Regions from separate parts of the Homo sapiens genome. Here region 2 is linked to region 1. The links are chromatin contacts, found by Hi-C or POLR2A ChIA-PET in ENCODE. All regions are on one chromosome and are shown on one strand. Each heading gives the region's core, a stretch centred on a gene start or an enhancer-like site at or near the end of the contact. The rest is flanking DNA. Distances are from core to core; before and after follow the strand shown.

Region 1 (4,693 bases), core at 1,197-3,696:
ATTGTGTCTTTTAAGTACATCTCTTTATTGCCAGCCCCCATGTGGGGATGTCTTGGCAGTTGTGTATGTTGGCCTGAACCTCAGGAGAAAAATCTCAGCCAGAGATGTAAATTCGGGAGGCCGAGGCAGGGGGATTGCTTGAGCCCAGCAGTTTGAGACCAGCAACATAGCAAGACCCCATCTCTAAAAAAATGTTTTAAAAATTAGTTAGGCGTGGTGATGCATGCCTGCAGTTCCAGCTACTCAAAGGCTGAGGTAGGAGGATTACTTCTTGAGCTCAGAAGTTAGAGACCACCCTGGGCAGCATAGCAATATCCCATCTCTTAAAAAAAAAGAAAAGAAAAGAAAAGAAAAAGAAAGAGAGGAAATGGCCAAGAGATGGAGGAAATCCAAGAGAAAATGATATTGCCAAAGTACGTCAACAGTATTACAGGTTGCAAGAGATAGCCCTGGATTTATTGATGAAGTTTTTGTTTTTGTATTTATCTTGGTGTGAATAGCACAGTGCAATGGTTCTCACACTTTTTGGTTGTACAAATTATAGTATACTCTTAAAAATCATTGAGGACCTGAAAGAGCTTTTGATTGTAAGAACCCCAAAGAGATTACATCTCTTATTTATCCTACTAGAAATTAAAACTGAGAAAATTTCAAACATGTTAATTTACTTAAAAACAATAATAAACCTATTACCAGTTAATAGAAATGTTTATGAAAATAACTACTTTAAAACAGAACAAAATTGAGAACAGTGGCAATGTTTTACATTTTAGGAAATCCCTTTAATATCTGGCTTAATATCATAGAAAACCAGTAAGTTCACATATCTTGTTCTGCCTTCAATCTGTTTTGCTATTACATGTTATTAATATATAGCCTCTGGAAAACTCCATTATATTATCATCAGAGAATGTGCATGAAAAAATAACATATTAACTATGAAAATAGTTTGATCTTGCAACCCCCCTGAAAGGTTTTCAGGGATTTCTAGGGATCTCGGGACCCCAGGGCAGGAGAGCTTGACAATACTGTGAACCTCATAAATAAGATCTTTTTGTCATAATGAAAAGTAAGCTAGATAGACTTGACTGAAGTTTCAAGGGCTATCTGATGAGAAGTGGAGGTTGTTTCATTGACATTATTCTCTAAGGTTAGGAATGGACTCTACAACATTCATTCAATTAATTCATTCAGCATACATTTATTTAGCACATATTATGTGCCATGAAGTACTCTAGATACTGAAGACATACCAGTAGACAAAACAAAATATCCTTGCCTTCATGAGACTTCTAATAAAGTAGTAAAATATATAGTGTATCAGAGAGTGGTTAAATCCTATGCAGAAAAACAATGTAAAGAGGTCTAGAGAATGCTGGAGGGATTTGCATATTTCAGTAGAATGGACAGGGAAGGCCTCTTTAAGAATGCAACATTTGAGCGAAGACCTGAAGGAGGAGAAGCCATTGGGATATCTTTTGAAAGGGCTTTTCCAGCTATTTAACAAATTAATTTCTTAACATTTGAAATTTTATTTATATGTAGTCTTTAATCAAATATCCATTGTATATGACATTAGCTGCAGGTATAAGGAAATAAGACAAGAGAACTGAGGTTTATTGAGTGCCTGCCATGTACCAGGCACTGTGCTAAGTATTATGAATGAGGTTTGGTACCTTCACTAAGATTTACAACTTAATGCAGGAGGCAAGGTGTAGACATACACTTCCTGCAGTATGGGTGTAGCAGTTCTTATGAGGAAGGAGAGTTGACTTGAAGTTGCACCGCCAGAAGTAATGCACCTGACCTACCTGAAGTCTACGCCTCCCTTTCAAGATGAATTAGGGTGCAGAGGGTGCTCTCCACTATAACAGAGGGGAAGCCAGCAAGATAATACCTGATCACACCTTTTATAGAGCACTTTGGTTAACAACATGTCTTCACAAATTAACTCACTTAACCTTCATAACAATAAGAAGCAGATGTTCTAAGAAGTGTTACTGTGTCTCTCAGAGATGGAGAAAGGCTAAGAAAGCTGGGTAGTATGACAAGGCAGTTATAAGGTAGAGCTGGACCTAAATTTAAGATAATCTGCTTCAAGCACAGTGCTTTTCCCACCGCAGTGCAGCTGTTATGAGCAGCTGCCGAAATAAAACAGCTTGATATTCTCCTGACTGAGTCCTCCCACTGACTCAAAAGGAGGGTTAGGTTGAGGCTGGGGCGGAGCTAGACCTCAAGAAGAAGCCAACAAAGTCACACACAGCGCTCCCCACCTGCGCTTGCGCAGGGGAGGAACACGCAGTCCGGAAAAACGCCGGGGATTCTGGGTCGCGCAGCCGTGGAGCTACCTCAAGGCGGAACTGGGGAGTCCAGGGCTTCGGCAGCCTGAACACCCGGTGTGAAAGGAAGGTGGCAGACGTGGAGCGGCGCGCATGCGCAGCAGCTCACTCTGCTGAAGGGCTGAGAGGCGCACCCGGGCGGCCAGCTGGGCTCGGAGCGGAACGGGGTCAGGATGGACGAGGACGTGCTAACCACCCTGAAGATCCTCATCATCGGCGAGAGTGGGGTGGGCAAGTCCAGGTGAGGCGGAGGTGCGGGTCGTGACGAGGGTGGCTGGGCTCTTTCTGCCCCGGTGGCTGCTGTCTCCTGGGCCGCGACGGGAACTGTAAACTGCAGCGGCGGGCTCGGGCCGGCTCCGCTCGCGCCCTCCTCGGCCTCTGGGCCGCGCTCTCCCGCGACGTTTGCTTTCCTCTCCCCACCCGCGCCTGCCTGGTTCCCGGCCTTTGCCAGGCCCAAGTTCTCTGGGTCGCTCTCCCTCCTGTAGCGCCGAGAAAACACCATTCCGAGGGCCGCCGCTCGGCCGGCAGGTTTGCTGCGCGGAGCTCAGGGCGTGGCGGGCTGGTTTGGGCCCGAATCCGGCCGGGGGCGCCTTGCCTCGAACCTCTCGGGGTTCAGGCTGCCTGCCACCCCGAGACCCGGGAGACATAGCTTTCCCACTTGAGGGTTTCTGTGGGGCCTTCTCTAAATACATAATGTCCTCGGGAAGTTTCGTGACGCCTTAGGTCCCATTCCTGGCCTGTTTGGGCGCAGCTTAATGTCGATTCTTTTACTTTTTTATTAGTCGGCTGTGAAAGAACTGGATCTTGTGACTGCTGGAAAATTTCGCTTTAGTGTAAGGTCCGAGTGCTTCAGCCGTGGGCCACCTTTGAAAATAAAATGTAATTGTTATTTCTCATTTTGCCACATCCTGTGGAGACAGAAGATTAGTGTTGTGCTTTCATTTTTTACTTTTTCCTTGGGGAAAATAATATTGACAGTGGAGTTGAGTATAAGGTAAGACATGGATCTAGGTGGATGTTGCTAGAGGGCTGTGATTTCATCCAGGTCTTGGAAGAGAGTTCTCCAGCTGATGTCATTCTTGCCATCTGATTATGAGTAGGTTATGTTCAAGGCCGTCCTGATCCTTAAACCACATTTGCACTCCAGGGGCTGTAATCAGTTTCATATTTTAGCTATACCTTCTGATACACGTATCTTTCAAATAATTTTTTGTATTTCATAAATTGAAATAGCCTTAATTCTACAAACTAGAATGAAAGCTCTCCTCAAATAACTTGTAAAAGTCACTTCATAAAGTCTTACTTTTTAAAAGCTTCTTCAGAATTTGAAAGCTTATGTAATATATTCTGATATTATTTACTTATTTATTTATTTATTTTTTGAGACGGAGTCTCGCTCTGTTGCCAGGCTGGAGTGCAGTGGCGCGATCTCGGGTCACTGCAACCTCCGCCTCCCGGGTTCAAGCGATTCTCCTGCTTCAGCCTCCCGAGTAGCTGGGACTACAGGCGCGCACTATCATGCCCAGCTAACTTTTGTACTGTTAGTAGAGATGGGGTTTCACCATGTTGGCCAGGATGGTCTCCATCTTTTGACCTCGTGACCCGCCCACCTCGGCCTCCCAAAGTGCTAGGATTACAGGCGTGAGCCACCAGTTTGACAACACATTTTCATAGTGTTCCTCATGTAATGTCCTCTGTGTCTACTGGAATGAAGGATTTGCACATACCAAGGAATAGAATAATGAAATACTATGAGTTAGCAAACCAGCATGATTTGTCTGTGTGTGTGTAAAAGGCATGAGTAAAATTATTTACATGATCATCTATTATTGCACATACATATTTGAGTGTTAAAAAGTTAAACGTTGTCTTAATAGGAATTTCACAGCCTTGTGATCTTTCTTTTTCTTTTCTCCTTTTTTCCTTGAGATATCGTTCTCATTTAAGTTCAGGCATATGAAATTAGTGTTTTTGAAGTCAAGAATGGTTGGTTGTCATTTCATGTAGTTCAACCCAATACATGGTTGGTTAGCACTTTTTCTAAATGTATTGCATGGATGACAAGTTAGGGTATGTTAAAATTTTCTGGAAGGTTAACTGGAGTATATAAACAAAATTCCTCTGCTCTACCCGCTGTTTTTTTGAGACAGGGTCTTATTCTGTCACCCAGACTGGAGTGCAGTGGCATGATCATAGCTCACTGCAGTCTCAATCTCCTGGGCTCAAGTGATCCTCCCACCTCAGCCTTTTGAGTAGCTGGACTATAGGCACGAGTCACCATGTCTGACTAGTGTTTTTTTATTTTTTATAGAGAGGAGGACTCACTGTGTTGCCCAGGCTGTCTCGAACTCCTG
Region 2 (4,948 bases), core at 1,911-4,410, 810 kb before region 1:
CCTCTGAGTGGAATGAACTAGATTATATAATTAACACAATCTCCTTTATGATGCTCTAACATTGGTAGGGCAGGGGCAGCATATCACATTCCATTAGTAGTTATCATTTTGTACCACTCGATGCACGTCCCGGCAAGACAGCTGCTGGTCAATAGATGTGATCACCAGCCATGGAACAAAAAAGGCTATTTCAGGCATATTAAACCCTCACCCATGTGATGCTTTAACAAGCTAATGAGTCATAGACTAAAAACCCCAGAGAAAATTCCAAAAGCATACTAACCCCTTCTCTTAAGATCTCAGGAAAATCAGTACTGGCAACTTTAAATTCTTTTGAATTCCGTTTTGCATAAGACTATGAAATCCACAAAAACTAACAACAAACAAAAGGTTAGTGAAACTAATCTTTCACTGCAAATGTTTGAACCTTTTCTCTCAATAAATGTGCTTACCAGAGTAAGATAATTTGGATAATTCATTGATCATTTATTTAGTAAAATCAGGATGAGATGTTTTACACAGTACTGTAAATCAAGACACAGTAATACATAGGATTATTTATTTATTTATTTGGAGACAGTGTCCCACTCTTTCATCCACACTGGAATGCAGTGGCATGATCACAACTCACTGCAGCCTCGAACTCTCGAACTTCTGGGCTCAAGCAAATTTCCCCGCCTCAGGCTCCTGAGTAGCTAGGGCTACAGTCACACACCACCACGCCTGGCTAATTTTATTTTTTGTAGAGACAGGGTCTTGCTTATGTCGCCTAGGCTGTTCGTGACATCCCGACCTCAAGCAATCCTGCCACCTCGGCCTCCCAAAGTGCTGTGATAACAGGCATGACCCACTGTGTCTGGCCTGGTACTATATTTACAATCTCTTTGGCTATAAAACCTGTTCCTATTGTAGATATTATGTTTTAAACAGTATCATCAATATGGCAAGAAAATGTCTTGGAGGGTACCTAACACTCCAACCTCAAAACGACAACCTTGATCGCTTTCAGTTACACATAGGCCATTTTGATCCATCTGTACTGGCTCTTTTCATTTGTCTAAGGGCAGCAAAATAGACTAAAGTTGTTTTCAGACTGCACAAGAGAAGTCTGTTCTTTAGCACTTACCTGCATAACTCAGATAGTGTTTTTAACTTCCTCAACTCATGCTTGGCCTAGTGGGGTCAAAAGAACTACTTGTGAATTCCGTATGTCCAATTGGTAGCTTACTGTTTTTTCTCAAGAGTTTAGCTATACAGTAACGTTGGAAGTCTTGAGGAACTTCAGCTGCTGTCCCTACTTAGCCTTGCAATACTACGGCATCTTTTTTTCTTTTTCTTTTTTTTAAAGACGGAGTCTCACTTTGTCACCTAGGCCGAAGTGCAGTGGCACAATCTCGGCTCACTGCAACCTCTGCCTCCCAGGTTCAAGTGATTCTCTTGCCTCAGCCTCCTAAGTGGTTGGGATTACAGAACATGCACCACCATGCCCAACTAATTTTTGAATATTTAGTAGAGACGGGTTTCACCATGTTGGCCAGGCTGGTCTCAAACTCCTGACCTCAAGTGATCCACCTGCCTCGGCCTCCCACAGTGCTGGGATTACAGGCTGAGCCACTGTGCCCCCGACCTACAGCATCTTTTTAAGAGCAATGTTTTCTGTTTTAATGTGGCCAAGCAATCTCTAAACGAACATGGTCTGACAAAATTGTGTAGTGACATACTTGACAACTGGGTGAGCTTGAGTGTGATACTTATTTGACCATACGGTATTTCCTCTATATGTTTCCTTATCTTTATATACAAAAAAGGGCAAATGATAATGTCTTAGTCATAGGATCAAGTACAACCCAAGTGCTTACTGCTACACTCTACTTGGCAAATTCCACCTTATGAATGTTTCTTAATATATAAACCTAATCTAAACCAAGATAAGCTACAGGTGCATATTAACAATCTTTACTCATAAAGCTTTGCATATTTTTACATACTATTCTTCAAGATGGAAAAAACACCATCAAACTGGCTTATTTTCATAGATGTCTTTATATAGTCTATGATGTCTTCATTCCATAAAAAATCCACACGATTAAATATGAAATTAATGTACCCAGCTATGAGGCTACCGCATTCTTTAACCCAAGAACAAGAAAATACATGAATCAGAGAACTGCAATTACCTACTTGCTGGTCTATTTCCTCATTAGAGTGAATTTTTTGAGGACTAAATTGCATTTCTCTATCTCTAATGCTTACCCCCTATCTCACTGGCTCTGTGTGTTTGAGTGCATGCGCTGAATGTTTATATCACTTAATTTCTGTTCGGAACACGCTGTCTCTTAGCACCAGTAGATCTGGCCTTAGAGCTAAGGAAAGAAGGCCTTTCTAACCCATAAGGGGTACTAATCCTGTACAGACTCCAATATCTCCCGGGCTGGGTACACGCAGGTTCACACCCAGGTGTGAGCAAGATTGCCAAACTATACCTATAAGGCGTTTGGAGGGGAGAGTCCAAAAGTCACGAGACCCGGCTAATTTAGCTACTATTTCACAACAACCCTGATCGTGGTCGGACTTGTTTCTAGGAAGATGCGATGGGCTGGAACTTCCTTCAAGAACAGATTGCAAAAGGCAGCCGACCAGGGCGTGTCAGGTCACTGCCAAGGGAAGCAGCAGCGGAAACCGTCGCCTCCGGCTTAGGCTGCGGAGCGGGAACCCCATTCTCTGAGTTATGTTTCTGCCTAAACACGCAGAACAAAAGAGTTCGTGGCTGCAAGGGTGGCGCGCGGTAGTATTTCTTGCTAATAAAAGGTCCCCACAGGGACATTTTTGCTATGACTGCAGGCGTGGCCAGTCTCCCTGCACAGCTTCCGGGAAGAGGTGGGGATAGGAGGCTCGCCCCGGGGAAGGTTACGCTCGGGGTCCCCAGACCAGGTCTCCGCACGCCCCTGCCCCGTCGCCTCCCGGGAGCGGCTGCAGTCCCCGTTGGCTGCAGACGGGCAGACACCCGAAGTGTCCGCGCCGGCAGCCGGACCGCAAGCGAGGAAGAGCGAACCGCGCTCCCGGGCCTGGCCGAAGCGCTTCCTGTGCCAGGTTTCCGGCTCCGGGTCCCGGGAGGAGGATCGCGGGCCAGAGGCGGAGCCGCCGCCCTGCCGCGACTTTCAGACTCCGACCATGGCCTCGCGCTGGTGGCGGTGGCGGCGCGGCTGCTCCTGGAAGCCGGCGGCGCGGAGCCCCGGGCCCGGCTCCCCCGGCCGTGCGGGACCGTTGGGGCCGAGCGCCGCTGCCGAAGTCCGCGCGCAGGTGAGGTTGGGAGGCGCGCGCCCGGCGGGGCTCAGAGGTCACGGCTCCAATGACAGCAGTGGGCGGAATGAATGGGAGCGGGGAGCACGTGCGTCGCGACGCGGGGGCGCGCGGGGTAGCTCCGGGGTAGCTCCGGGGTGGGACTCCGGAGCTGAGGGGTGCTCGCGGTGGGACGGAGCCGCGCGTTGGACTGAAGTAGGGGCGCCCTACACGGGGTTGCAGAAAGCGGTGTCCTGGGGACCCCGGGAGCGTTTTGGGGGGTGGAGAAAGCGGTGGGATCCGTGTCCTGGGGGAAGCGCAGGAGCGATCAGATTGACCGCTGCTATATGGACAAGGTTAAGCCTGGAGAGCGACTGCAGCTATTTACTTTGGAGTTAGAGGAAGACAGATCTTGCCTGAAATTTTAGAGCCAAAGTGCTCAGAGCTCTCTCCGAGAAACGGAGGATCGAATCGGCCTCGGAATAGTCCGAAAAGGTCTTGTGGAGAATGCAGGGCTGGTGCTAGGGTGGACCGGACCTTAGTTGTCCAGCAGTGGCCTCGGGAGGAGAGCACACCTGGATGGGGCTGGAATGACACTGGAAGGAGAAAGGCCCGAGGCCGTCAGGAGGAGAGAAACCCTGGAGTCATCTAAAGTCAGAATCTCAGCGATAGCCCATTCTTTCAGGGTCTCCTCTGCTGCCTTTGGGTTCCGATCTCCTTTTTCTCCCTTTCTGGTCAGTTTAGCCCCTGTAAATGGACACTGTGAGCCCTTCTGCGCTTTGTAATGATTCTCAGTGTGCCATGGGGTAGGCCCATGCTATTAGCATAACCGTGCAAAATCTATGGACTCACTGTTACTTAAGTTTATTTGAATTTAGTACTCTTTTAATTCAGATTTGGTATACTTTATGTGTCCGTGTTCTCATCAAACATCATTTCCCAGTATGAAATATATAACACTTATAAATATCTACTTTGTACCAAAGTAGATGCGTATCACAAATTATCCAAAACAAGGCTTGGGCCAGGCACAGTGGCTCACACCTGTAATCCCAGCACTTTGGGAGGCTGAGGTGGGAGAATCGGTTGAGGCCAGGAGTTTGGGACCAGCCTAGGCAACATAGCAAGACTCTGTCTCTATAAAAAATAGAAAAAATTCACCAGGTGGGGTGGTGCATGCCTGTAGTTCTACCTACTCAGGAGCCTGAGGGAGGAGGATTGTTCGATCCCAGGAGTTCAAGATTACAGTGAGCTGTTTATTGTGATAGTGCCAGTGCACTCCAGCCTGGGCAACAGTGTGAGACCCTATCTCTAAAAAATCTAAAGCAAAAAAGACGTTTGGAGACCAAGTGGCAGCTGGGCAACTAGACAATGCTAGAGAGTAAAGAGAACAGAATATGGGGGGTGAGGGGCATGTGGGAGAAGAGGCTTAGAGGAGGAAGGTAGGCTTTGCTGTGATCCATTTCAGGACTGTTCTCTCCAGACTTCAGATATTTCTAGTTCCACAGAAGAAGCCAGTATTTGAAGAGATGGGTGCATCCACCCTCTTATGCCACTACATGCTTCTTCTTCTTCTTCTTTTTTTTTTTTTTTGACACAGAGTCTCACTCTGTCGCCCAGGCTGGAGTGCAGTGGCGGAATCTCGGCTCACTGCAAACTCCACCTCCCA

The links. Hi-C counts contacts between places; a loop is a spot of excess contacts on that map. ChIA-PET counts read pairs that join two places held with the same protein, here RNA polymerase II (POLR2A). Pooled maps may share reads with other maps.
Region 2: a map of CD4-positive, alpha-beta T cell shows a loop between it and region 1 (4-fold over the local background). The contact joins the promoter of PDSS1 here to the promoter of RAB18 in region 1. A Hi-C loop is called at or near these places in 2 of 168 maps with a recorded cell type or tissue (CD4-positive, alpha-beta T cell and CD4-positive, alpha-beta memory T cell), 7 of 37 single-sample maps with no recorded cell type and 16 of 50 pooled maps. POLR2A ChIA-PET finds 5 or more read pairs at or near these places in 3 of 52 experiments (CD4-positive, alpha-beta memory T cell, HepG2 and PC-9).

The regions. Positions count from the first base shown.
Region 1 is chr10:27,501,858-27,506,550 of GRCh38, forward strand. It overlaps RAB18 (RAB18, member RAS oncogene family), which reads left to right and starts at 2,447. Exons shown (of 7, transcript NM_021252.5): 1 at 2,447-2,580. The coding sequence starts at 2,513. LOC124902399 (a long non-coding RNA gene) reads left to right here and starts at 2,588. Exons shown (of 2, transcript XR_007062097.1): 1 at 2,588-2,867; 2 at 3,122-3,235. RefSeq lists enhancers at 2,143-2,412, 2,523-2,582.
Region 2 is chr10:26,694,541-26,699,488 of GRCh38, forward strand. PDSS1 (decaprenyl diphosphate synthase subunit 1) reads left to right here and starts at 3,161. Exons shown (of 12, transcript NM_014317.5): 1 at 3,161-3,300. The coding sequence starts at 3,172. RefSeq lists a silencer at 2,834-3,453 and an enhancer at 3,328-4,216.